5 separate regions of the Mus musculus genome follow, and all the other regions are linked to region 3. A link is a loop called in an ENCODE intact Hi-C map of the cell type or tissue named here. Cell type or tissue: heart. All regions are shown on one strand. Region 1 has its middle 100 kb from the start of Gm39082. Region 2 overlaps Ndufab1 (NADH:ubiquinone oxidoreductase subunit AB1). Region 3 overlaps Prkcb (protein kinase C, beta). Region 4 has its middle 120 kb from the start of Gm39082. Region 5 holds the start of Cacng3 (calcium channel, voltage-dependent, gamma subunit 3).

Region 1 (5,000 bases), 350 kb before region 3:
CTTGAGTATTGTCTTAATTTTTTTTTTTGGGGGGGGGAGGAGTGTTGCCATGTAGCCCAGGCTGGCCTGAAACATATAATCCTCTGCCCCCTGCTGTTGTTAGAGGCGTGCACTACCAAGGTTTGATTTTACTTGAAAAATGAAGAAAAGCCTTGACTGTCTCAGTTCCAGAGCAGAGAAACAGACTCAGTCTTCCTCTGCCTTTTTGTTCTATCCGAACCTTTGCAGGTTCAGGAGGATGCTGCCCACATTGGTGAGGGTGGCTCTTCCTCATTCAGTCTACTGATTCAGATGCTAATTTATTCCGGAAACACCCTCACAGACACACCCCGAGAGAGGATTACGCAAGGCAGGAACACCAGGAAATGGGAACCAAGACTGAACAGAAGCCTCTTGTCACCCCAGGACATGTATGTAATAGAACAAATGAGGTCGGTACACACTCACATGGGAAATGCCCAGGATACATTGCTAGGTTAAAAACAGAAAGAGACAAAACCGTGTATGGCATTATATACAATGTAACATTTTAAAAAATAGATATTCATAGAAGATATCTGGAAAGTGCCCAAAGATTATCATCGTTTAATCTTGAATTTTTGGTTACCTATATTGTTACTGCCTTAAAAATGATAATGTATTCATGTTCCATGCAATTAAAAGTAATTTTCAAAAAGTAAATAAGGTAAGCCATTGTGAATGTGGCAGATGAAGGCAATAGAAGTAACATGGCACCAGGGGCGCGACTGGAATGATGGGATGAAGGAAGGGGTGTGTGGGAGGGAAAAGCCCAGAGGTCTCACAGCGTGCAGAGAGGAAGGCATCTGGGATGAATGACTTCAAGGTTTTCAGTTTAGGTGACAAGGTTCTGGCTGTTTAATTAGAGGGCATACATTTTGGAAGGGCTAAGGTGGGGCAGGGTAACCATCCAAACTCCTAACAACCTTCTTTATGCTTAAGGCAAGGCATATGGAGGAGAGATGTAATGCTTCATCTCATTAAAAATGTGACTGATTTTAGAATCGCCATGGTAACACACCTCTGAGTATATCTGTGAGGATGTTTCCAGAGAGGTTTAACTAAGGACGGAAGCCCCACCTTGGAGGTGGGCAGTGCCATCCCATGAGCGGCTCTCGCACTGAATAAGAAGGAAAAACGCAAGCTGAGTACCAGTTCATCCCGCTCTGCTTCCTGGGTATGGGTGCAATGTGACAAGGGTCTCACTCTCTGCCCGACATCCTAGTGGACTGTCCCCTTTCATACTGTGACCCAAAATAAATCCTTCCTTCCTTAGGTTGCTTTTGTCAAGTATTTTTTTTTTTTTCTCAATGATGAGAAAAGTAACCAGTCTAGGAGAGAGAAAATCTCTACTCTCTGACAATTGAGTGTGGGAAATAAATGACGATAAGTTAACAGGTAGGAATGATATGCCTATGCACAGGACTGTCACCCCGTGTGAGACTCAAGGGATGTCTAGATGACTGAAGTTCTTATAGTGTCGTAGCTGTAGAAAGGAACAATAGCTCAGGGCTTGGAGGTGGGAACAAGTTTTGGAAGCAGAAAGGAGAGAAAATGTATGGTGAGTTTGGGTTGTCTTTAAACACAACTGCCTGCCACATACTATAGGTTTTATCTGGGAACACATGAAGGCAAGGCAGAAGGCCATATCCAGATTCCGGGTACACTGACCAGATTGGATTCTGTAGCTATGTTCTGATGTCTAACAAGAGTAAACATGTCTTATAAATTGAATGTAAATGTTTGTCACAGGAGGCAAAAAAAAAAAAAAAAATCACATCCAAGAATAATCCAGGAAATAAAAAGCACCTGAGGTAAAAGGCCCTTTGCATTTTCATTCTGGTGTGTCTCTCACAGTCCCTCAAGGCCTTGCTCACCATGGGTCAGTCTTTTTGACTGTGTTCTGTCAAAAAGGACCAGGTAACCAAAATGATTGGACTATATAGGAATGGGCAGCCCCTGCACTGGAGAAGTTTAGGGTAGTGGGTGGGTATGCTAGCTGTAACAGGTAGGGACTGAGGGTTGCTGGGAGAACTTGGTGGCCAGGTCCTCCTTGATATGTTAAATAAGGCACCAGAGTCATTTGTCCCAGGGTTTGAGACTCAACAGTTGTGAGTTAATTTTTCTTTGTTTATAAGATTTTTCAAGGAGGGGTATACAAAAATGTTCATTTTTAGAGGATTGACTTTTAGGCAGATAAAGAGACTTCAGAAAGGAAGCCCCCCTTATGTATGTATTGGGAGAGAAAAATGAGTGAGAGACAGGAGAGAAGAGGGTTAGAGAGAATGCTACCAGATTCAAGTATGACTGCTCCCTGCTTGAAAGGCAATACTCAGGAAGGTGGGAAGGCAATTAGGGTTATTCAAGGGCTTCTGGGAAGGTAAGGGAGGGGCTATTTTTGGTATAAAAAATGTAAAAAGCTATTTCAAGAAATCATTGTCTTTCTGTCTTACTTTCCTGCCCCGTACAAAAGGAAGTTAGCTGGGCAAGGACTTACGTTTCCTGAACTGTCCCTTTCCCTTTGTGCTGACTAGCCAGCTGTGTCAGACTGTGACATCAAGCTCTACCAATCAGGTGAGACGCGGTCAGTACGTACGTACATGGGGTAAAGATGGAAACTGCCTTGGTCAAGCATGCTTGCTAGACGGCTATAGGTCTTGATGCACCTTTTTAATAAAAAGAATTGCCTTGCCGAGCCACTCTGGCACTATTAGTTTCTTCTTCTGTGTGATATCCAGGTTTTTGTTTATTTCTAACACCAAGGGAACCCAAGTACATGAGAAGGCTTTTACAGGAAGGAAAACTAAGCACAGTGAGACAATGGGCAGGAAATCCTGTGATGCTGGGCCAGAGCATTCTAAACTGGCCTTGAGTTCTTGGGGCTGGTTCCTGTACTTCTTTAGACAAACATATGGCTTTAAAAAAAATAAAATAAAGTTTAATTGTTATTAGTTCTTTGAGAGTGTATGAACAATGCAGTCTGAACATATTTACCCTTCTCACAACTGCCCTCATTCTCACCCATTCAACTTTGTGTCCCCCTTTAAAAACAAAACATCAAGTCTAATTTGTGCTGTCCATATACTCTTGAATGTGTGACCGGATGCTGGAGCACTGTTGACCTGCCAGGGCCACACTTTCCCTCTCCCAGCAGCTATCAAAGGCCAATAGCTCTGCAGGCAGCGGTGGCTCTTCACGCCTACTCTTCCACACACACCCTATCCCCTGAATGTGGGGATATGGTCCGGCTTTAGCTTACTCAAGTCTTGTGCATGCTTCAAAACTTCTGTTTCCCTGATGCCATTCCCCACTTCTGGCTCTTACACATTTTTCTGTTCCCTCTTTCCACAACGATCCCCGAGGACTGCAAGGTGAGAGTATGGTGTAGATCCATTTATGGTAGAGCAGCCCACAGGCTCTCATTCTCTGCACACTGAGCAGTCATGTGTTTCTATTCTAATCACCATCTACTGCAAAAAGAAAGTTCTCTGGTGAGGAGTGAGAGATGCATTAATCTATAGGTAAACAGTAATAAGTCCATGTAAGTCAGTTTAGCACTGTGCCCACTTAGCAGAATAATAGATAGATCAGTAGTAGGTAGATTGGTGGTAGATTCTCTTCTAGGACCTATAACCTGTTTACTCACAGGTTCTTTTCTACTCACAAGTTCTTCTGTTTCCCTGATGTCATTCCCCACTTCTGGCTCTCACACATTTTTCTGTTCCCAGTATATGGATTTTCAGTAAGTTCAACTTCTCAGCAATTTACATGCTTTGTATTTAGTTGATGCACAGGACTTGAATAAGGAGAGGCATTGCCCATGTTGGTGTTATCTGACAGTCATCAGATATCCTGGGCTATATTCTATAGCTCTGAAAGGTTATACAGCAGTCAGCATCTTAATTCTTAGAATTTAGAGTGTTGGTTGAGGGAGAGGAAACCAGAAAATAACTTGATAAGGATTGGGCACTGTGACACTCTCGTTCTTCAATTCAAGGGTCTTGTCATGGGAAACTGCTATATTTTAGGGCATAATTTTCTAGGCACACACACACACACACACACACACACACACACAAATACCTGTTGGTTTTGTATGTGGGGAAAGATTAAGAGGAAGCTGAGAAATGAACTTCTAAGCAAATCCTTGCCTACCATGTTTCTACCCACCTCCCTTACTACAGAAGAGTAATGTGTCCGTGAGTGCTTTAATGACGGATCCCACAGTCTTCCTCCTTATTCACTGAGCTGATGTGAACGAAAGTCTAGAATGCCCTACTTGTCTAAAGTCCGTAAAACCAACACTACTCAAGTCAAGATTCTTTCTCTTACTTTCTATTCTGGATCACCGCTGTTCCTCTAATTAGGAGAAGCTTTGATTTCTTTCCTACCTCGTCAGCTGTCCTGTGTCACAGGACAACGAACCGTGATTGAGATCCTAAGAGAAAAGCCAAACACCAACAGAATGCTGCTCTTGCATCTTCTTGTTCCCTCCCTGTCTCAACCAGGAGATGGTAGCAGGTGAAGGTGATGGCTATCCTTTGAATTAGAGATGGTTTGATGGATGGCGAGCAGCTAAGAATGGTAATTAATGCTGCAGCCGTCCATCAGAGGACACCAGATTCTGCCCATGCCTATCTCACTGCTGTTTTAACCTGCTGTGCCTTTTGGAACCAGTGAAGACTGGCCATTAGAATTAACAAGGTACTTTTGAGAATGCCCTTGGTGCTGGCCACAGATGCCATTGAATAGGCCAGAAAGAATTTTAACAAATTAAATCCAAGGCCACAGTCTTTGTGTTGGATTACTAACCACCTCTGTGATGCCCACAGTATCCAGTAAAGTCCTACAGAGATGGCTTAATGTAATGAGCAGGTTTAACTGTGCACACTTGTGACATAAAATTCCCTCCGCATGGTAATTACTCTCTATTTTCACACCACAATTTCTCCTTTATCTGTTTAATACCTTGTTGCCATAGG
Region 2 (5,000 bases), 370 kb after region 3:
GTGCGCCACCATGCCCGGCTTTTGACCCAGTCTTGACTGAAGAACAAAATTGGACACCAGCTCTCATCCTTGCGGAGTGGCAATGAAGTTTAGGTGAGAGTTCGAGTAGAGCACCTACTGCGATTGGCAATTACCGTGGTCACTTCCAAGGACGTACACAAGAGGAAAGCCACTTGCCCATAATAGTCCTCTGCAGAGTATTCTCTAGGTTCCCAGAGTTCTATTGTAATTTCCCCCCTGTGGCACCTTTTGTCTGTGAACTTTCTGGAAGTAAGGATAGGAAACAAGTCCTGTGTAGTTTGCATATTTGATGAAACCAGTGTGGGGCTTAAACTCTGTGAGGATGTCACTTTCAACCCTAACTAGCCCTCTTCCCGCTCCCCTTCTGACTCTTTCCGCTGGTATCAAGCCCTGGCATGGCGTTTTAAGTTCCAGTGTGCATGCAAGGTTAGGAAGTACTGTAGTAGACTTTGGGCCAAGTTGAAGAACCGATTCTCATACTCAGTGACCTTCCTGAAGTAGTGGTTTCAGTCACACCTGCACGCTACAAGAAGAGCTAAGGTTCTACATCCTGTGTTGAGATTCACCGACAGTGTAATAGATAGGCAGGCCATTGTCCCATTGGCTAGACCAAAAGGTTGTCATTATAAAAGTGTTAAAAGGGCAGTAAAGGGGGCTGGTGAGATGGCTCAGTGGGTAAGAGCACCCGACTGCTCTTCCGAAGGTCCAGAGTTCAAATCCCAGCAACCACATGGTGGCTCACAACCATCTGTAACGAGATATTTCGCCCTCTTCTGGTGTGTCTGAAGACAGCTACAGTGTACTTACATGTAATAAATAAATCTTTAAAAAAAAAAAAAGGGCAGTAAAGCTGCTGTGCCTTAGGATCTAGAGACCAATTTCAGATTAAGCTAAAATGTTACTTCTCAAACTTAAGTTGTGCATAAAGTATTTTTGTGGGCTTTCTAGATGGGGTCCTGGGACCATGCTTTGAACAGGTGGTGTGCTCTCTGTCTGCTTTATACAGATAGTAGAGGAACTGCTTTATGCTTACAGAATGGTTTTGGTTACGGTCATTCACAGATGTGGAGACACAGTTGTTTGCAAAACATTTTAGATTTGTTATTGGACTGTGGATGTCCTCTGCACAGCCAGAAAGCAGATGGTAAGCAAGCTTTGTTAAAGGGTTTTCTCTGACTCACCCAGCTTAGATGAGTGAAATCAGTTGGCTTGGAAGTTTCCAGAATATGGAGAGTAGAACAAGGGAGAGTTTTGAAGAGGCGAGGGTTTATGTCAAACAGCTGTGTTTGAGGTGCTTCATTTCCAGAGGTTTGCAGTGAGCAGGTGACAGACATGGCCTTTAAAGCTTTTTTCATAAACAGAAGACAAAGGGGAGCAAGATAGACTCTGATGGTAACTCATCAGGATCAGGCCAGCTTACAGTCACTGCACATAGTGCCATCTTTGGTGCTTAGAGACGATTTATGTCACATGTGAGTCTGGGGAAGAACGCTGCTGAGACAACCTGTTTTGACCACAGGGAAGGTGCTTTTCTTTTTTTTTTTTTTAAGATTTATTTATTTATTATATGTGTGTACACTGTAGCTGTCTTCAGACACTCCAGAAGAGGGCATCAGATTTTTGTTACGGATGGTTGTAAGCCATCATTTGGTTGCTGGGATTTGAACTCAGGACCTTTGGAAGAGCAGTCAGTGCTCTTAACCTCTGAGCCATCTCACCAGCACCGGAAGGTGCTTTTCTAACCTCTGGCAGGAGAAGGTGGTTTCGCTACTCCAAGAGGGAATGCAGGGGAACTTGGGGCAGGATACCTAACCATCCTGTGTCAGTTTCATTGTAAAAGGTAAAGTGCTTATACTACCATAGTCAATCTTTGGGCATACACCTGGCCCTGTAGGAACCTACCAGTGATGCCTGGTGAGCTACTGACACCTAGTGGCCTACATTAGTAACTGCATACCTATAAGACACTCCCAACCACTTTTCTCACGGCCTGTTCTCGGCACTGTTTCTTCTCTTCCATGTTAATTCCACTTCATACCAGCCCTGTGTTTTCTGTGACTGTTGTCTTTGAGACAGTCTCACTTTATCTCAGTCTAGCCTTGGAACTCAGGTTGGTGAGAATATGTTACTCTGCCTCACCCTCCCAAGTACTAGGACTGCAGCCCTGAACCACCATGTCTTTCCAAATCTGCTTGGATCTTCTTTTCTTTACAGTCTGGAAATTGAACCTGGGGTCTCACTCATGCTGGACAAGCCCTCAACCCCAATTCCTTAATAGTTTCTAATCTCTTTTCAACTCCTTGATATGCACATGGGATATGTTAGATCCTCCTACCTCAGACTTTTCTGTCATTCTCACCATTAACATATTTCTCCCTTTCTCTTATTCCTGTCTGCTTCATCTTTTTTTTAAAGATTTATTTATTATTATATCTAAGTACACTGTAGCTGTCTTCAGATGCACCAGAAGAGGGCGTCAGATCTCATTACAGATGGTTGTGAGCCACCATGTGGTTGCTGGGATTTGAACGCAGGACCTTCAGAAGAGCAGTCAGTGCTCTTAACCACTGAGCCTCTTGTCTGCTTCATCTTATCTGTGACTTCTTTAGGTCATTGTAATGAGTAGGATTGGTGTTGTGTCCCTATTGAAGGCCTCTGATACATAGTATAAAAGGATCAGTGGATTTAGACACAAAAAAGTGCCCCGCCTACTTATTCGGAAATCATCTATACTCTATCTCTTCAGCTAATCTCTCTAGTTTGCTGATTAAATGAGTCTGCTGCAAGGTAAGTATATCTTGATAAGGACGTGTACATAGGTTTAGTCTTACGTATGTCCTTGCTATACATAGGCTTGCCTGGACTCTGGAAAGTCCTACCTCAGGCTCCCAAGTGTTAGGGTTACAACATTTGACACCACAGCAGCTCTTAGATCATTTTTCATAGACACACTCAGGGTCATGAGTGCCAAGAAGCAAACCCAGCTCTTTCTCTCTCGCACACGTATTTGTTTAGTGTGAGCATGTGTGTGCAGGTCAGAGGATAACTCGAGGGAGCCTGGTTTTGGCAAGCACCTTTACCCTCTGATCCATATTGCTGTCCTTTTCCTCCTCCTTCAGTGTTGAACCCAGGGTTTCATACATGCTAAGCAAGTTGCTCTCCCTGCCCCTCTTTACTTTGAGACAGGTTATCAGTAAATTGCTCAGCTTGGCTTTCAACTTGTTTCTCCTGCCTCCCCTCCCAAGTGTCTGGGATTAAAAGCCCAGCAGCAGACTCATTTTCTGTGGAAGAGGCTTAGCTGCAAACTAAGAACTTAAAACGCCCTGCCAGACAGACAGTGCTCTCCCATACTTGGTAGGTGAAATCTAGGCTGCAGGACCCAACTGAGTATAAAACAGAAGCAGCAGCAGCCTAAGAGCAGAAATAGTTGGATTTCATCATAAGAACACTCAGAAAGGTTTGTATGTCTGGTGGGCTGTAGGGCATTCTTACCTGCCAGCGAAATACATGGGGCTGTGAGGCTTAGGGGTGGTGGCTGGTTTCATTTGTTCTAGCCAGAGACTAGTTACCATCAAAGCCAAATCAGATCTTCTGTATACCATCCCAGCTGTTAGGGTGGGTTCTTTTGTCTCATGCCTGTGGTGGCAGTGCAATGAAGAGGCTGTGGCATGCTACATTTGCCATGAGGGAACTTAAGCATTTCTGTGATGATTTTATGTTAGTGACAGTCTTACCGAACAAGATGATGTCCAAAGCTAGAGGGACCAGTCCTGATTTTGAGGACAAGCGACAACCATTCTGAAGCTAGAGCTTCTCTGTTGACCGAGCCCTGTGACCCGGTATTCAGTAATGACCACATTGGAGAGTGTGTGACCCGGGTATTCAGTAATGGCCACATTGGAGAGTGTGTGACCCGGGTATTCAGTAATGTCCACATTGGAGAGTGTGTGATCCGGTATTCAGTAATGTCCACATTGGAGAGTGTGTGACCCGGTATTCAGTAATGTCCACATTGGAGAGTGTGTGATCCAGTATTCAGTAATGTCCACATTGGAGAGTGTGTGATCCGGTATTCAGTAATGGCCACGTTGGAGAGTGTGTGATCCGGTATTCAGTAATGGCCACGTTGGAGAGTGTGTGATCCGATATTCAGTAATGGCCACATTGGAGAGTGTGTGATCCGGTATTCAGTAATGGCCACAGTGGAGAGTGTGTGACCCGGTATTCAGTAATGGCCACATTGGAGAGAGAGATGGTGGGGTTCTGTAGGGCTCAAGAAGCTTTGTGAGCCATACCTGGAGGGAGGCAGTGAGGAGGCACCAGGTCAAGGCACCTGCCACCAATCCTCATGCCCCTCAGTTCAATCCCCAGGATGTCCTAGGGAAGGCGAGAACTGACACCCACGCTTGACCTCTGACCTCCAGTCATGTGCTGCGGTACATGTAGATCCCTCTCCCAAATAAAAAAAATGTTTGTGTACATTTTAAAACAGATACCAGTAGTTGTGTGCATTTATGTAAAGACATTTGGGATAGAGTGACAGTCTCTCTTTCCTGCCTTTGTTCTAGGTGCCTGGAACAGTCACACATTTGTGCCGCCAGTACAGTGACGCACCCCCACTGACGTTAGACGGAATCAAGGACCGAGTTCTGTATGTCTTGAAACTCTATGATAAGATTGATCCAGAAAAGGTAACTGGTTTTGGTTTTATCTTTTCCTTTATTCCTTTGTGTGTGTATACTTGTGCACGTATATACGCATGTCATGGCTCCCTGAGGAAGTCACAGGACAATTTGTAGCAGTCAGTTCTGCTTTTGCCGTGTCTGTCCCAGGAATCGAACTCGGGGTCATTAGGATTGGTGGCAAGCTCCTTTACCGGCCGAGCCATCTCACCAGTCCATTTTTTTTTCTTTAGCAAATTTAATCATACAGTATAAAATTCAAAGGGTCCAAACAAATACTCAATTTAAAGTCTCCCT
Region 3 (5,000 bases):
TCTCTGTGTGTATATCTCTGTCTCTATGTCTCTGTGTGTCTCTGTCTCTCTCTCCTTCCTCTTCTCTCTTCCTCCTCCTCCTCCCACTTCTCCTCTTCTTCTCCCTCTCCCTTCCTCCCTCCTTCTCTCTCTTGATGTTCTCAGTTCTCGAAGGCTAAGATGTCTGAGAGCACCCAGGGAAGTGGGCAGGGGAGTGGCTGAGGACTCAAGTCCTGGAGTCATGTCTGACTCCTGGGTCTTGTATGCTAGATGGGCCACTTGACAGCTTCGTGACTCTGAACGAGGGGCTGAACTCGCCACACCACAATCATTGTGCCTGACAACTGAGTGGTCATCCTCAGAGATGTGAGGTGAGGTGGGGATTCGGTGAGACGGTCTCCTTAAAGCACCTGATATTTAGTAAGGGCCAGGAAATGGTGGCCAAATGCACCACCAGGTCGGTGTTTGAAGCAATCGGCGTAGACTGTCTCTTTGAATGTCTCTGCTCCCTAGATCTCAGCTCTCAGGTCAGGCAGAGAGAGCACTGCAGCCAGGAACAGTCGCCTAGTGTCTCACTTTCTCAAAGACTTGGCTGCAAGGTTGTAAGCTCTCCAACTATGCCAAAAAGATCGGTGCAGAAACAAGCAAGCACTACCATTTCCTCAGGGTGTGGCTCCACCTCAGCCTTTCTCTGCTGGGCCCCCAGGGACCTGGACTTCTGGCTCAGGGGAGCACAATCAGATCAGCCAGGCTGAAGAGGGAATTAAAAGGTCACTGGACAGAAGATTTAGTTAACAGAAGAGTCAGTCAGGAAGGGCCCAAGGAGATGGGTCGGTGTGGGAGTGCTTACCATGCAAGCTTGAGTCCAGATCCCGGGCCCCCGAGTGAAACCTGGAACAGTAGAGCTCTAACCCATGGTGAGTGGGTGGGGCAGATCCTGAGAACTTGCTGGAATGTTCCAGGTTCCGTGAGAAAAGGCATCCTCCACCTAACTATTTCTCAGTCCAGGGATTTACCCAGCCTCCTGGCCAGGACTCGACCCATAGAAGACATCATTTTGCAGAAGGACGGGCTGATGTGAAGATGAGGAACCCTTTCTACCTTACAGTCCTGCAAACATTGGCTCTCCCTCTCCTCCCTCTCCCTGTTTTCCTCGTCTCTAAAATGGAGTGGATGTTAATAACTACCTCAAAAGGTTACCATACATGGGAAAAGTGCATGACCAACACCAACACCGAGCGACCTGGCGTTGTCGTCAGCAAATGCTGGAGGAGACAGAGTGAACCCACCCAGACCTAAGGCCATTCTAAAGTTGGAACCACCCCTTCGTCCCCACAGTTCCTAAGGCAGCCTGGCAGAACTGTCATGGTAGACGAGCATGCAGCAAGCATTAGCCATGGCTCCCCCCAGCCCTCTAGCCCACTCCCATCCTGCCTCCTGCAGAGAGCTTCCTGGACTGTCTCCACTGCAGTGCTCTCTTCCTATCTCTTTAATAGTCCAGGATCCCACCCCAGCCACACCACAGCACCGGGCAAAGCTGGGCACTGCATCACTAGGCTTAGCCACACCCACTCCAAACAGTTTCTGTAACAATTCTTCTCCTGGCCTCTGCCTCTGTTGTTCCCCCTGCCTGTCATGTTCTTTTCTGGAAACTGCAACAAGCTCTCTTCCAAGCTTGCCACTGTAGTCTCAGACAAATGCCACCATCTCCGCTAGTGACAGGCAGGCCACGGATCACACTCCTTTACTTCCTCACAGGCTGTCTTAGGGACATGTCTTGTTTATTTTGTGTTCATCTCTCATCATTGAGAAAAATGAAGGCGTCGTGAATGTGCCTGCAGTCTTTTGCAGGAGAGCAGGGGAGGAACACAGGAGGCACCCGGCAAATATTTGCTCGTGAGAGATCTAGCTTTCAAACCGAAGCCTGCCCCTAAAGCCCAGACTCGAAACCACAATGCTTCAGCAACCCATCCATGAGAAAAGCCAGCCAGAAGCAGGAGCCTGGCCAGCTCTTTTGGACAGATGCGAGTTCCCTGCGGGAGGTAGAGACGCGGGCTAAGGGTAGAAGGCCCTGGTGATCTGGTACCAACTCAAGCCGAGAGCTCATCCTGCATGAGGAGTCTCAAGCCAAGACACAGAAGATTCAGAACAGAGCAAGAGGGGGTCCTGGCTCAAGGGGCTCTGATCTCAAATCTTCACAACACCTGAGATGCTGTGAGGGTGGAGGAACTGGTAGGCATCCTCCATACAAGACATGGGCCCCTGTGCCCAACCCACATGGGAGCAGAGCACGGGTGCCGCCTGCCCCCTAGTGGCCAATGAGGCAAACTCTTTCTGCTTCTCTTGGGGTTCTTAACCAGCCGCAGGGTGACTGGGATTTCTGAGTGCAGAAATGTGCACAGGGATTTTGTTAAAATGTAGATATCGACTTGCAGGCTTGGAGTTGAGCCTGAGATTTCTGAAGGTCTAACCAGTTCCCTGATGTTGCAGCTGGTCTACAGAGCAGCTGGGGTGTCCAGTGGTTTCTGAAACAAAAAAACGGAACTCTGAGGCATTAGGAAGTCAGACCACAGGATTGAGAATGGAAGGTACTGTCGCGGCAGGGGTTTCTTTAAGTAAAAGAATCTGGACTAGAGGTGGGATTGGGTGGAGCTTGGTGGTGATGGAGCTGCCGGAAGAAGGCCGGCCACCAGTGTGCCTAAAATCCAAAGAACAGACCCAGCTCCTGAGATAGAGAGACAGGGAGAGGCAATAGAAACTTGAAGTTCCCAGGCAGGGCATAAGCCTGGTTCTGCCAGGCCCATGCCCACCCAGCATCCTGCTCAAAGCCACCAATGTACAGTCCCTGAGTATGTCCACTCAGTTTTGATTGCTACTCTTTGGGGAGCCATTTTATTAAAAGCTTTTGTCCTATTTAAACATTTTTCCATTTTACTGTTTGTTTGGTTTTTTTTCTCAAAAGGTATAAAAGTAAGAAGGGGTAATCGTGGTGCACACCATTAATCCCGGCACTTGGGAGCTGAGGCAGAAGGATCTCTCTTGAATTCAAGGCCAGGCTGTCTACAAAGTGCGTTTCAGGACGGCTACACAGTGGGGAGACGGCTTCTCTGGGTGAGGATGCCTTCTCTACAACCCTAAGTACCTAGGTTCAAATCCCCAGCACCCATGTAAAACGTCAGGTGTACACACCTGTAACTGCAGTCGTACAGGGTGATAGAGTCAGGAGAATTGCTGGGGCTTGCTGGCTGCCAGCCCAGCTCCAAATTTAGTAACAAATCAGACCAAGAGTGATAATGTCCTCATCTTGTCACTGTGCTTGTTCATGGATGCATACACATGTGCACACACATGCACACTATACAATATACACACACATAACACATATATATGTATATCTATATACACACACACACTCATATATATATATATATATATTTACCACACATCTATATATACATATATATCCACACACTTGCACACATACACATGTACACATACATCATTTACACATGCATGCCACAATATACACATATGCATACACATAAATGCTCACATGTATTCACGTGTACAGATGTACAGATACATCATTTACATACACATACATTACACACATACACACATGTACATACATTTACAATACTTATATATACACATACAACACACACACACACACACACACACACACACACACACACACAAATGTGATATAATCCCAGTTCTTCAGGAGATGAGGCAGGGGGATCATGAGTTCAAACTCATCCTGGATAACTTTAGCCTCTATCTCAAAATTAAGTTCTCAAAGGAAGGCTCAGGTACCCAGCATTGGTCTGGCATCACAAGGCCCTAGATTCAAGCCCCAGGACACAAAAATGTAAAATGTATCTACTGCAACCAGAGGAACAAAGAGAAGAAGAGACGATGCTCTCCCCACCTCCAGCAAGGCCTCCACTCCTGATCCCCTGTGACCCCAGTATCTGCAGCCCAGCTCATGTGCTTCCTCCCCTTTAGTCCCACACTTATGAAACACACAAACACACCTTGTACACAGGGAGTATCGGCTGCAGTTGCTTATTTAGTCGATGGGAATTCATAGCAGATACTTTTATGAAACCTAACCTTCTTACATAATGGCTATGGATGTACCTCTAGGTCCAGGGGTTCTTTTCAGAGGCAGCCAAGGAGCAAATAGTCCAGGCTACACAGACCATATGAACTCTGCCATTTGATTGAAAAAGAGAAAAGCAGCCAGAGACACCATGCAAATAAATATGAGTGTGGTATAATAACATCTCATTATAGAAACAGGCTAGATTTGGCCCCAAGTCATAATTTGCCAACTTCTACAACAGATCAATAGCTGTAGCTGGGTTGGTGTTGTTTAATTATTTAGAATTTGTATTTCTTAAGTCGTATAAGTAGAAAGAAACACAACATAATTTGAAAGTATATGGCATATAATTACATGACTTAATGAATTGTATAAACTGAGCACAACTGGATAACAATTCCTGTTCAGAAAAGGACTAGCCTATTCAAAGCCGACATTTCAGCAACTGCCTAACATCCCAAAAGACGGATATGTTCTGTTCAAGCTTATTACTCTTTCCACCACAGTCGGTAAACACGCTCATTTGGTACCTGTTCCTCTGTGTGACAGTGTTTATTTTAGTTGGACAGATTCCCAAACAGGGAATTCGAGAGCCACCACACATAGGTGCATTTTAATGAACATTGCTAGGGACTCCTCCAGAGATGGTAACAAGTCAGAGTCGGGTGGTGCTTTCCTTAGTGAAGCTCCTCGGGCAGTTAGAACAGTGCTTGTGCTGTCTTCCCTCTTAGGGTTGGGGGCCTCGGGCCATTGCCTGACCTTGGCTCTTCCCCTAAAGCTCTGGGAGGACCAGGACAAGGATTGAGCAGCTCAGCTTTCTCCAATTCCTCGAGATTTTCAACAACCAACACATCCACCTACAACTTCCGGGCTAGAAAGGAAGCATGGGCTGGCCCTGGCCTGTGCCGTGTGC
Region 4 (5,000 bases), 330 kb before region 3:
AATGCTATAAACTTGCAATCAGTTAGGCTACATTTTGAAAGCTAACACTCAGAAATCATTGCTTCGTAACAGCTATGCATATTGCCATCTCCAGCCATGCTCTTGCGGTTTATAAACACAGTGGGCGGGCTCCTTTATCCACCACTCTGCCTCCTGGGCTTCCAGTCTGCAGGTGACAGAGGCCCCAGAATAATAATGGGAAAAAATCCCTGTTTTGGGAAAGAACATATATTGTTGTAACTTTTATTATTATTATTAATATTATCTCATTAAGATTCCTCTGTTTTATTACTAGCTCTTGGTAGTCTATTACTTTATATAAGTTATAGATTAAACCTTATCAAACTGGGGAGATGGCTCAACATGTAAGAGTACTTTATTGAGTTCAAATGCCTTGTACCAGAAGAAAAAAACTAAACATGGTCACAGGTGTACTTGTAACCCAGCACTGCAGGGGTACCCTGGAGGGTCATCAGCCTTTCCTGGTCACCAATCTAGCTGCGGGTTCACTGAAGTCACTTGTCTCAAGGGAATAGGTGAAGAGTGACAGAAAAGGACGCCAACATCCTCCTTTGGCCTCTGTGTGCACTAATGGGTGTATGCAACCCCACATGTGTGTGCACATAAACCACATATAACACACACACACACACACACACACACACACACACAGCCCTTTATCATAAGAGTTATGCACCTGTAGAAAACAGTATACAATGCCTAGAGTTCAGCATGGTCTCAGTGTTCACTGGAGTCTTGGAATACACTCCTTGCATATGAGGAGAGGCTATTATACACGTCTTATGTGTATAACACATGCTGTATACTGTATAGCACACCTCTACATAAGTATTGTAGAAGTAGTATCTAACAAGTGGCTTCCTACTGAGCATTTTTTCCCATTTCCTAACTCTGTGCTCAGCGAACAGCTTGGTAGCTTGGACTCAGCCAAGCTGAGTATGTGCATTGTGGTCTCCAGCCAGTGTTTTTGTCTGCGTCGGACTTATTGTTCTGTTGATCAGATGTGCAGACATCAGAAAGTGGCCAAAAGGCTTGGCTAATCAGATGAGCCCACAGCATGTGCTGTATCTGTAGTGGTAGTTTTGCAAAGTACAGGGCACGCTGTCAAACCGTTATTGAACGTAAACATGCATTAGTGCTATGGTTGGATATGCTATGTACCACAGGGCTTATGTGTGAAAGACTTGGTTGTCTGATGATGGGCTTTGGGAAAGTGACGGGGTTCCTGTAATCCTGGGGACTCTGACTTTTAAAGAATCAAATCTTTGATGGATTCATAAAATGATGACCTTGTTGGGTAAAGTCTGGTTGGAGAAAGCAGTTCACTGAGCCCATGCCCTAAAGAGATATGCCTTGTACCTTAAGCACTTATCTACCCTCTGTGTCTGTTTTTCTCTCTCTTCCTGGGCATCATGGGGTAAGTAGCCTCTTCCACAATATGCACAGCCTTACCATAGGCCTTACAATGGCACGTCTGAGGAAGGACTGAAATCTCTGAATCCATGAGTTGGAACAAACCCTCCTCTTACTCGATTGCTTCAGTTGGGGGTTTGTCGCCGTAATAGAAGATTGGATAACACAGCTGCAGATGTGTGAGTTCAGCAAAACCTGGTGACAACGTCCTATAAGAATTCACTGGTTTCTCCTAGTCTAAGATGGAAAGTAGCTTATATTTGATAATTGTTTCTAAGTTACGTGATGCATCTCCTGGATATGAGTATGAAGTAAAAAGCAGAGGTACACAGCTTTCCTTTCTCCCACAGAGCTGGCCTTCAGATATCTGCCGCACCGCTGAGCTTGGATGTCTGAGAAGGACTTTGGCTAAGAGCAGTGCTGCTGTGGGGAGAGCCCGGGTTCCCTGTCAGCTCAGATTCCCACTTGGCAAAAGTCCATTCCCACAGCAGGATCTGCACAGCTTCCTTATGGGACTTTGCCCAGAAGTGTAGTTGAGCTGTCACAGCGAGGCAGCTTCCCAGGAGCTGGCCACCCACACAGCTACCTCCTGCGCACATCCGTTCCCCCTGCCAGATCACCTGATGTGAGATGTGGCTCCTTGTAGTAAAGATGGCCAGGGTCCTGAGCCTCTGTCTAGAGATTTGTCAAGGGATCTCCCCTCTAAGAAGATTTGTGTGGCCTCCACCTGGTAAACAAGTTCATTACTGGACCCTTGCCAGTCGTACTTGGCTGTGACCTGTGGAGATAGGATGTGTTTTTTTTTTAACTGCCCTAAGCATTTGTGCTGCCTGTCAGACAATGTGTTATTTGCACAGAGGTCACAGCAAGTGAGAAAGCAGTTAATAGACTAGGTTCTTCAGTAACAGTCAATCTGAGGGGAGTAGTTCCAGGACGCTGGATAACCAAATCCATGAATATTCAAGTCCCGTATGTTAAGTGACACAGCATTTGCATATATGTTTATTATTTAAATCATCGCTAGATTATTTATAATAGTTAGTGTGATATAAATGCTGCATAAGTAGTTGTTTCACTACATTGTTTAAGGAATAATGACAGGATAAAAGGCTTACATGTTCAGAGCCGAAGCAATTAAACGAAGCATTCCCAAGCTATCGTGGGTTGAGTTTGTGGATGTTGAGACCTGGGATGGCCAGATGCTGAGTATACAAGATGCTGCTACGTAGTGGGAGAAAGGTAAAACCTCAAGGGAGGACATCATGCTTTTAACTTGATCTTCCCCTCAGGTGATGGTACTATTCAGAGCATCTAGAACCTTTAAGAAGTGGGGCTTGGTAGAAAAAGGTCACAGAGGGATACGGTTTTTAGAGGATATTAGGACCTCAAGTCTTCCTCTTCTTGCCTAGCAACCGCACCACATGCTTTCTGGCATGGTCTTCAGCCTTGCCGCAGACCAAAGGCACCATGAGCCAAACTGAACCTTTCTTCTTTTAAAGCTGATTCTCACAGGCATTTTGTCACAGCTTTATAAAGCTAAGAAGAGATGAAAAGCATGAAGATGATGTTTGAGAAAAGATGTGTGGAAGTTGTGGGAAGCAACTTAGCAAGTCAGATGGCACACCAGGAGGGATGTGCACCAGGCAAAGGGAACCGCAAATCCAAAAGCATTTTCAAGGAAGGAGCGCGCGGAGGGAGAGCTAGAAATAAGAGTGCTGGTGTGGCTGAAGACTCCTCGGACTCTGGCACACATGAGCTCCACTCACTGACTTCTTCATGTCCTCTGCCATCATCGGAATGCTGAGAAAACCAGACTCTCCTCTGTGCCATTTCTTTTAACCACCATTTATTGATCACTTATGAAGTATCTGTGATGTGATGAAAAACAGACCTTTACTTAAAAGCTGCGCCCAGGCTTCTTTGCCTGGGGCTCCATCAGAGCACCACTCCAGTGGCTTGACACTTGCCCCAGGAGGATAAATCCACTGGCTGGCCAGTCAGCCTCAACCATCTGCCTGTCTCAGCTGCCCCAACACTGAGACTACAAGTGTGCAATGCTATGCCTGGCTTTATCTCATGTGGGTGCTGAGGACTGGGCTCAGGGCAGATACCTTACCAACTGAGCTATCTCTGAGCCCCTTCTTCAGTTCTTTAACCTTGAACTCTAAGCTTACAACCCACCCCACAAAGTCTTTTCATTTGCCCTCTACTCTTCCCTCATAGATGGAGGATAGATAACTCTAGCTCTGACAGGGCGATATTCCACTCCTCAGGAGGCCCGAGGCAAGAAGATGACTACGTGTCTAGTGTTGGTTTGAGTGGGGAATAAGCTAAGAGGGAATATGGATTCTGCCTCCAGAATCTTTGTCCCAGTGAAAACTTCAGATCCCCCACCCCCACCCCTGTGACCTGCAAGGTGTGTGGGAGATTGAGTTTTGTTTCAGGCATTTTGAGTTTGAGGCATCCAGAGGCCCCAGGAGCAGATGTGCATGAAGATCACTGAGTGGCTAGACTATAGTCCTGAAGAGAGGACAGGAGTGCAAACAGCTATGGAGGTCACCACAGGTTCTTGATGTAGGTATATGTAAGGCTGGTGATTCTTAGCCCTAACTACATACTGAAGCTATCTGGGGGCTTTAAGAATTGTACCTAGACTGACTCTTCGCAGACCAGCTGAGGGCAGAGACTAGGTAATGATGCTCGGGTATCTGTAAGTTTAAAAATCTCCCTGGTAACATATACTGGGGATAAGGAATAATGAGTTATGCAACCCATTCTCAAAACTTGACACAGTGGACTCACTAAGAAATCTTTAAGAAGCCCAGCTGTCTGCCTTCCATCCACAGAATTTGGGCAGAATTGTTCTGGATGCAGGCCTGAAGATTGTAATGTTTGTATGTATTACTTTCAGGTTTGAGGACTGAATAATGTAGTGTGTGGGGATAGAACTTGGGCCCTGAGGTTTTTTTGCCTCAGCCCACTGAGCTATGTTGCAGGCCCCTAGTCTTGAACTCTCAGGCTCAAGCTATCTTCCTGCTTTTTCTGCCCTCTACAGAGCTGGTACCAGAGGTACACGTGTCCATGCCTGACTGGAAGGTTTGTTAATGTTTTTGGAATGGGGCCTCATTTCCTTGAACAATCATTCTATTTTATTGACAAGAAAACCTAGCTCACAATTACAGAGTTTATAAGTGACACGGCTGGAAGGATGGGGACTCCTAGCTGGGCTATGGGATTCTTGTGCCAAGGCTGAGTCCTGCTGGCCTGGACTCCTTTTTAATTTGGAGCATTGTTTCCATAGCATCTCTGCTCCTTTTCCAACATCAAGATTTTCCTGGGTTTCACTGATCACAGTGTGCCCAGTTCCTCTGGTTACCAGCAATATAACCAGAGGCAAGGGCATGAGAGGCGCCCTCAAGCCTTGGTAGGATAAGATGTGAACTAGGCTACCACTGAATGCCATGCTTCCAGCCTCATGGAAAAAAAAGAGAAAGAAAGTAGTGTGCTGAGGGAAGTGGGGAAGGCTGGGAGGTATCGTTGCTAAGCAGGAGTGTCCCAGAGACACC
Region 5 (5,000 bases), 200 kb before region 3:
CAACTGTAGTGGCGCTATAGGCAGGAGAGTTCAGAGCGTCAGGACGTGGGAAGGAGGCCAGAGAATGATGCAATATTACACTAGCAAGTGATGTCATAGCATTAGTTCCCAAGTCATTTACATAAATGCGAGTTCCCAAGAAACCCTGAGAAATGCCACAGGGAATGCAGGGGGAGGAACCAAGGGAGATCGAGGGGAGGGGAGGAAGCCTGTATTTTCCTGACTATCACTGTGATAAACTTCACTGACTTCCTGGAAGCCAGAGAAACAGCAAAAATCAACCAAGCAGACAAAATCCCTTCTTAGTGGCCCTTTAATCTAGTGGCTCCCTTAGGTAGCAGGTTCACAAAGCTTTGATTTTCTTCATTATTTTTTCACTCCTTGTGATACCCAGGTATTGTCCACTGAAACTGACAGTCACTCTTCAAGTGGTGAAGCAAGTTTAGTAGTGACATAGGCTACCTAAGAGCTCCACATTCTAAAATGGCCTGCCCACCTCATTATAATTTAGAGCAAATCCTCTAATTTTTAAAATTAGAAGCAATGAGATGCAATTCTCAGAGTCAGTCTTATCTAAATGTCAAGGAAATACATTTGCTGGTGATGGGCGTGATTTATGAATGAAGTCAGGTGGAGAGCAAACACCAAGACTTCAGTTTTATTTTGAGCCTAAATAATGAAACACTTATTCATAAAGACATTTTCTTTAGATGTGAGGGTGTGGGGATTAGGGCTTACATATTGTTCCCTAGTATAAGTTAACAAAGGGAGTTCATGACAATGTCTAGTTGGACCAAACTCAGAAGAGGCTGGTAAGCTTTTATTGATTAAAAGATAAAAAACCAGATCAGAGTGCTCCAGGTTAGATCAGTCCCTCAGCACCTTCCTGTCTTCTCTGCTTCCATTCCTTAATAATCCCCATTCACCAAAATGTAATTAAACAAATCCAAAGTCTCCTTCTATAGACAGAAATCCAAGCAGTGCACAACATGCTTAGAGACTCGGGATTAGAGGCTTTCTCAACTGCAGAAGGTGTTTAAGAGCGTTACAAAATCACATCACATTTGGCATAGACCAAAACCAATCAACAAGACCCAACCCTTCCATCCACACAGCACCAGGCTCCGTGGAAGCATAGTCTGGACCCTCACATATTTCCAACAACAATTAAAACTATTTTTCTTCCCCTCCATTGCCTCTATTTCCCCCCCAACACATGTCAGGACATTAGAAGCAGATCATTCAGAGCCAGTGAGAGGAATTTGTAAGTACCTTCCAAGCAGCAGGTCCTCCACAACCCGGAGTGGGTCATTACTTCTTCATTCTTCCTGCTGGTTTCATTGTCACTTGTAGATTTAGTCCTGCACACACCTCTGGAATATAGCCAGTAGTCCGTGCCCACTGCAATGGTCATTAAACTAAAAGCTGCGAAGGCTCCTACAGTAGTGATCAACATCTGGATACCTCTGTCACACATCCTCATAATTCTTCATGGTACTCTGAACGGCTGGGGGTTGGAGGGGTAGATTCAGTGACAGACGGGAGAATCACTCTGCAGCTGGGTAACCTAGGACGGCCTCTTCCAAAAATCCAGATCTCCTTTTGTCAGCATCCACGGGGACTTTGGGAAAGCTGGGATTTCCTGTCTTGGGCTCTCTCCAGTTCCCCGAGTCCTCTATGGCCCTCGGGAGGGTGCGGGCTCCAGGGGGTTGGTCCACATCACTGCCGCGGTCAGAGGATTCCTGGGTTGCTTTCATTCCTCAGGAGCTTGGTGAGGACTAGCGTTTGTGCAGGGCATGGCTTCGGAGCTTGGAGCTGCCAGCTTGGTTTGAGATGCGCCTGGTTTCTCACAGCCCCGAGAGACTCAAGGCAAAAGAAACCCAGAGAGGTCTGGTGTGTGAGCGTGTGAGCGTGTGTGCGTGTGTGCGCGCGTGTGTGTGAGTGTGTGTGTACGTGTGTATGTGTGTGTGTGCGTGTGTATGTGTGTGTGAGTGTGTGTTTGTGTGTGTGTGCGCGCGTGCGTGCGTGTGTGCGAGCGCGTGTGCTGGGGGTGAGGGCGGATGGCAAAAAATAGCTCTGCTGGGAGGCGAGTCGCTGAGAAGAGTGTTCACTGCTTCCCCAGCCTCCCAGGAAAGCTCTCCGCCTGCTCTCCACACCCCCGCGCAAACTGGAGAAAAGGGAGAGTCCTGGGGCGGGGGCCGGCCACTTGCGTCGGAGAGCTGAGGTCCGTGGTGCTGAGCGGACAGCTCCTCTCCTGTTGCCCAGCCTCCCACTTCTCAAGGCCGGGTCGTTGGAGGTCCGTGGTGCTGAAGGGACAGCTCCCCTTGCCGCTGCACCGTTCCTCGTGGTCCTAGTCTAGGAACTCCGGGTGCTGAAGGGTCCCTTCCCTAACACTCTCCTAGTGCGTTCCTAGAGCCAGCCAGCCAGCTCAGCTCTGCGTACTCAAGCCCACAACCAAGCAAAGTTTCGGGAGCCCAGGGCAATCAGCATCAGGGCTTCAGGGCACTGCAGTACGGCGGATCCGGCTCCTCAGAGGGAAGGGTTAAGGACAAGGGCCCACAGCGCACTCTGGCGCGCGCGTTATCTCAGAGCCCACCCCACGCAGCATTCTCTAATCAACCCTCCTCCTCATCCCTGAGCCCAATGAGCCAGGCAACTTTGCTCTTTGCTGCAGGAGTCCACTAGGGAGACAGAAGCCGGGAAAGATCTAATCTTTTTAAAGGGATGGGAGACTGACTGGTGGCTCACTTGGGTGGGCAAAATGTTGTCTATGTGTATTTGTCTCAATTTCATTCCTCAGAAAACAAACCAATATGTCTACCCTCCTGTCTCCGGAGCTCAGATTTACACAGGAGACAGTGTGCTTACATCAGACCCAGAACCATTCATATGTATATGTGAACATATATACCTCTAAAGGGCTGAAGGAACTAAATGTACCTAAACTGTTGTTTACATATCAGGGACCTTGGATGAAGGGATGTAAAGGTTTGATTTCTGAATACACTTCTTAAATATTTTCACACTTTTACATTTGAGGGGGTGGTGAATTCAGGATGAGAGAGCATTGAAAACGTCAGCTTCTCTCCAAAGGCCCTGGTGCTGTTCATTTGTTAACATCTTCTAAGTCAGACCAGGATGCAGGTGTAATTAGGTCTGGGCTCCTTGCTTGCCCAAAGCACAAATGTCATCACACACCTGTGAGTTCTTTCCCTCAGAAATAGCAAATGCTGAAAAGAACTGGCACAGACCAGCTTCCCGGTTCCATATGTTCTAGCATATAGATAAGGACACACACTAAGTTGACTTCAGGCATTCCACCGAATTGCTCTGACCAATTATTTTCTTGTGGGCTGACAGGTAGTAACACCCATTTGGATGCTTGGAATTGAGGCTGCATGCGCTATTTCTACAACCCATGAGATGTGCCCACAACCAGCTGTCATAGTTGAGTGTTATTTAACTGGACAAACATATAATGGAAGGGGATCACAGACATCTCCATTCCCCAGGATGCCATTTCTGGCTGTATGAGAGCTTCTATTCAGGTAACTGAGTAGGGGCAATATACTGAAGAAGTCTCAGACTTGGCTCACAACCTTTTTGTTACTTTGATATTTTTATTTTTATGTTAATGTCATTTGAAGATTTGGTTCTTGGTGTTATATATACATATGCGTGCACATATAGGCTTATTTGTATAGTTGTGTTTATGTCTAAATGAGTACTATGGTCAATTTTGTCATGATTTCTGAATGCCTATGAATTTGTTGCAGACATAAAGTAGATATGTGAGTATATGTGTACACACACATGGTGCAGTTTGTAGGGTCATGTGATCGTGCTTTATATAAATACACAGCTGTATGTATGTATGTATGTGTGTGTGTGCGAATATGCAGGTACAGTGTGGATTTGTCTGTTTATATGCATTGAGTTGTATATATGTATGTCACATTTATACTGACAATTTAACATATAACAAAATGAAATGCATTTTTAGGGCCAAAACCATAACTAACAAGACTAGAAACACATGGAAGGCAATGGGGGAAAGATACATGAGCCTTCCTGTAAGGAGCAGGAAGAACAGTTCAAGGCCATCCTAGGTTTTCTAACAAGTTTGAGACCAGCCTAAACTACATTAAGACCATTTCAAAAAAAAAAAAAAAAGAAGAAAGAAAGAAAGAAAGAAAGAGAAAGGAAGTTAGCAATCACTATTATTTGTATTAACAACAAAAATAATAGTGATCAAGAATGTCAATACTAATGTATAGAAAGAAAATATCTAATAAAAATAAATAAAATAAGAAAAAAAGAATGTCAATACTAATAACTGAGAAACAGATTTTCTGTATAAGAAAAAAATACCATGCCTAGAATGCCGGGATTACAGGTATAGCTTTCACACACAGCTTGATTGATAACTATCAATTTAAAAGGCCACATAGTTACATGAAGGTGAAGTTGGTCTTTCCTGGGAGGTTTTATAAGATAGGAGGATATTTTCTTCTCACTCTCAGAAGTTTAAATAATATGAAGTAATTAATAACAATCAAACAGACCTTCCTTGATCTGTTTTATTCTTCTCTCACTCCAGCAGAGGTGGGAAAGGTGCACTCTGTAGCAAGGCAGTGATGGTGGGAGGGCTTTGGCCTTAGGGATAGTGCACTCCATGACTCCATTCACCAGACGCACAGCAAAGCAACGGTAGCCCCAGATCCACATCCTCAGATTTGTAACAGAAAGCCACACATACTGGGTGTCTAGCTGATAGAACCAAGTACCCAGGTAGACTACTGAGAAGAACAGCCAAGTGCTCATGTGGACAAGGAAAACAATCATACTCAGAAAGCAGAAGAGAAATGGCTGCAATGCCCAAGAATAGAGCTTTGTGCTATAGCTTGATGACATTAGATCATCCTTGGTAACCTTTGTGCAAAGCCAAAGCTAATTTGAATGTGAGGGCATTTGGAACATGTCAGAGCATCTGACTGAAG

Evidence for each region. A loop is a pair of places that touch in the nucleus more often than their neighbours do. Peaks named below come from ENCODE experiments on the same cell type or tissue, not always from the same donor. Only the 100,000 strongest peaks of a DNase experiment are listed, where the experiment ranks them.
Region 1: it touches region 3 in a loop (5-fold over the local background); 3 of 42 quality-filtered maps call a loop at or near these places.
Region 2: a loop joins it to region 3, with 2.5 times the contacts of the local background. A loop is called at or near these places in 3 of 42 quality-filtered maps.
Region 4: a loop joins it to region 3, with 2.5 times the contacts of the local background. A loop is called at or near these places in 2 of 42 quality-filtered maps.
Region 5: it touches region 3 in a loop (2.9-fold over the local background); 28 of 42 quality-filtered maps call a loop at or near these places.

What each region holds. Positions count from the first base shown.
Region 1 is chr7:122,818,953-122,823,952 of GRCm38, reverse strand. No RefSeq gene overlaps it. Among named protein-coding and RNA genes, the nearest start is that of Gm39082, 100 kb to the left of the region's middle. In heart, no CTCF peak of the experiment used is centred here; DNase peaks (open chromatin) are centred at 2,582, 2,822 and 3,162; H3K27ac peaks cover 1,396 bases.
Region 2 is chr7:122,096,321-122,101,320 of GRCm38, reverse strand. Ndufab1 (NADH:ubiquinone oxidoreductase subunit AB1) reads left to right here. Exons shown (of 5, transcript NM_001360744.1): 2 at 4,590-4,712. Among named protein-coding and RNA genes, the nearest start is that of Ndufab1, 3.0 kb to the left of the region's middle. In heart, a CTCF peak has its summit at 1,957 (motif pointing left); no DNase peak of the experiment used is centred here; H3K4me3 peaks cover 800 bases; H3K27ac peaks cover 482 bases.
Region 3 is chr7:122,468,090-122,473,089 of GRCm38, reverse strand. All of the region lies in intron 5 of Prkcb (protein kinase C, beta), which reads right to left. Among named protein-coding and RNA genes, the nearest start is that of Gm51497, 170 kb to the right of the region's middle. In heart, a CTCF peak has its summit at 2,288 (motif pointing left); DNase peaks (open chromatin) are centred at 669 and 2,269.
Region 4 is chr7:122,801,273-122,806,272 of GRCm38, reverse strand. No RefSeq gene overlaps it. Among named protein-coding and RNA genes, the nearest start is that of Gm39082, 120 kb to the left of the region's middle. In heart, no CTCF peak of the experiment used is centred here; a DNase peak (open chromatin) is centred at 2,012.
Region 5 is chr7:122,668,257-122,673,256 of GRCm38, reverse strand. Cacng3 (calcium channel, voltage-dependent, gamma subunit 3) reads right to left here and starts at 1,513. Exons shown (of 4, transcript NM_019430.2): 1 at 1,273-1,513. The coding sequence starts at 1,483. In heart, no CTCF peak of the experiment used is centred here; a DNase peak (open chromatin) is centred at 2,266; H3K4me3 peaks cover 960 bases; H3K27me3 peaks cover 2,038 bases.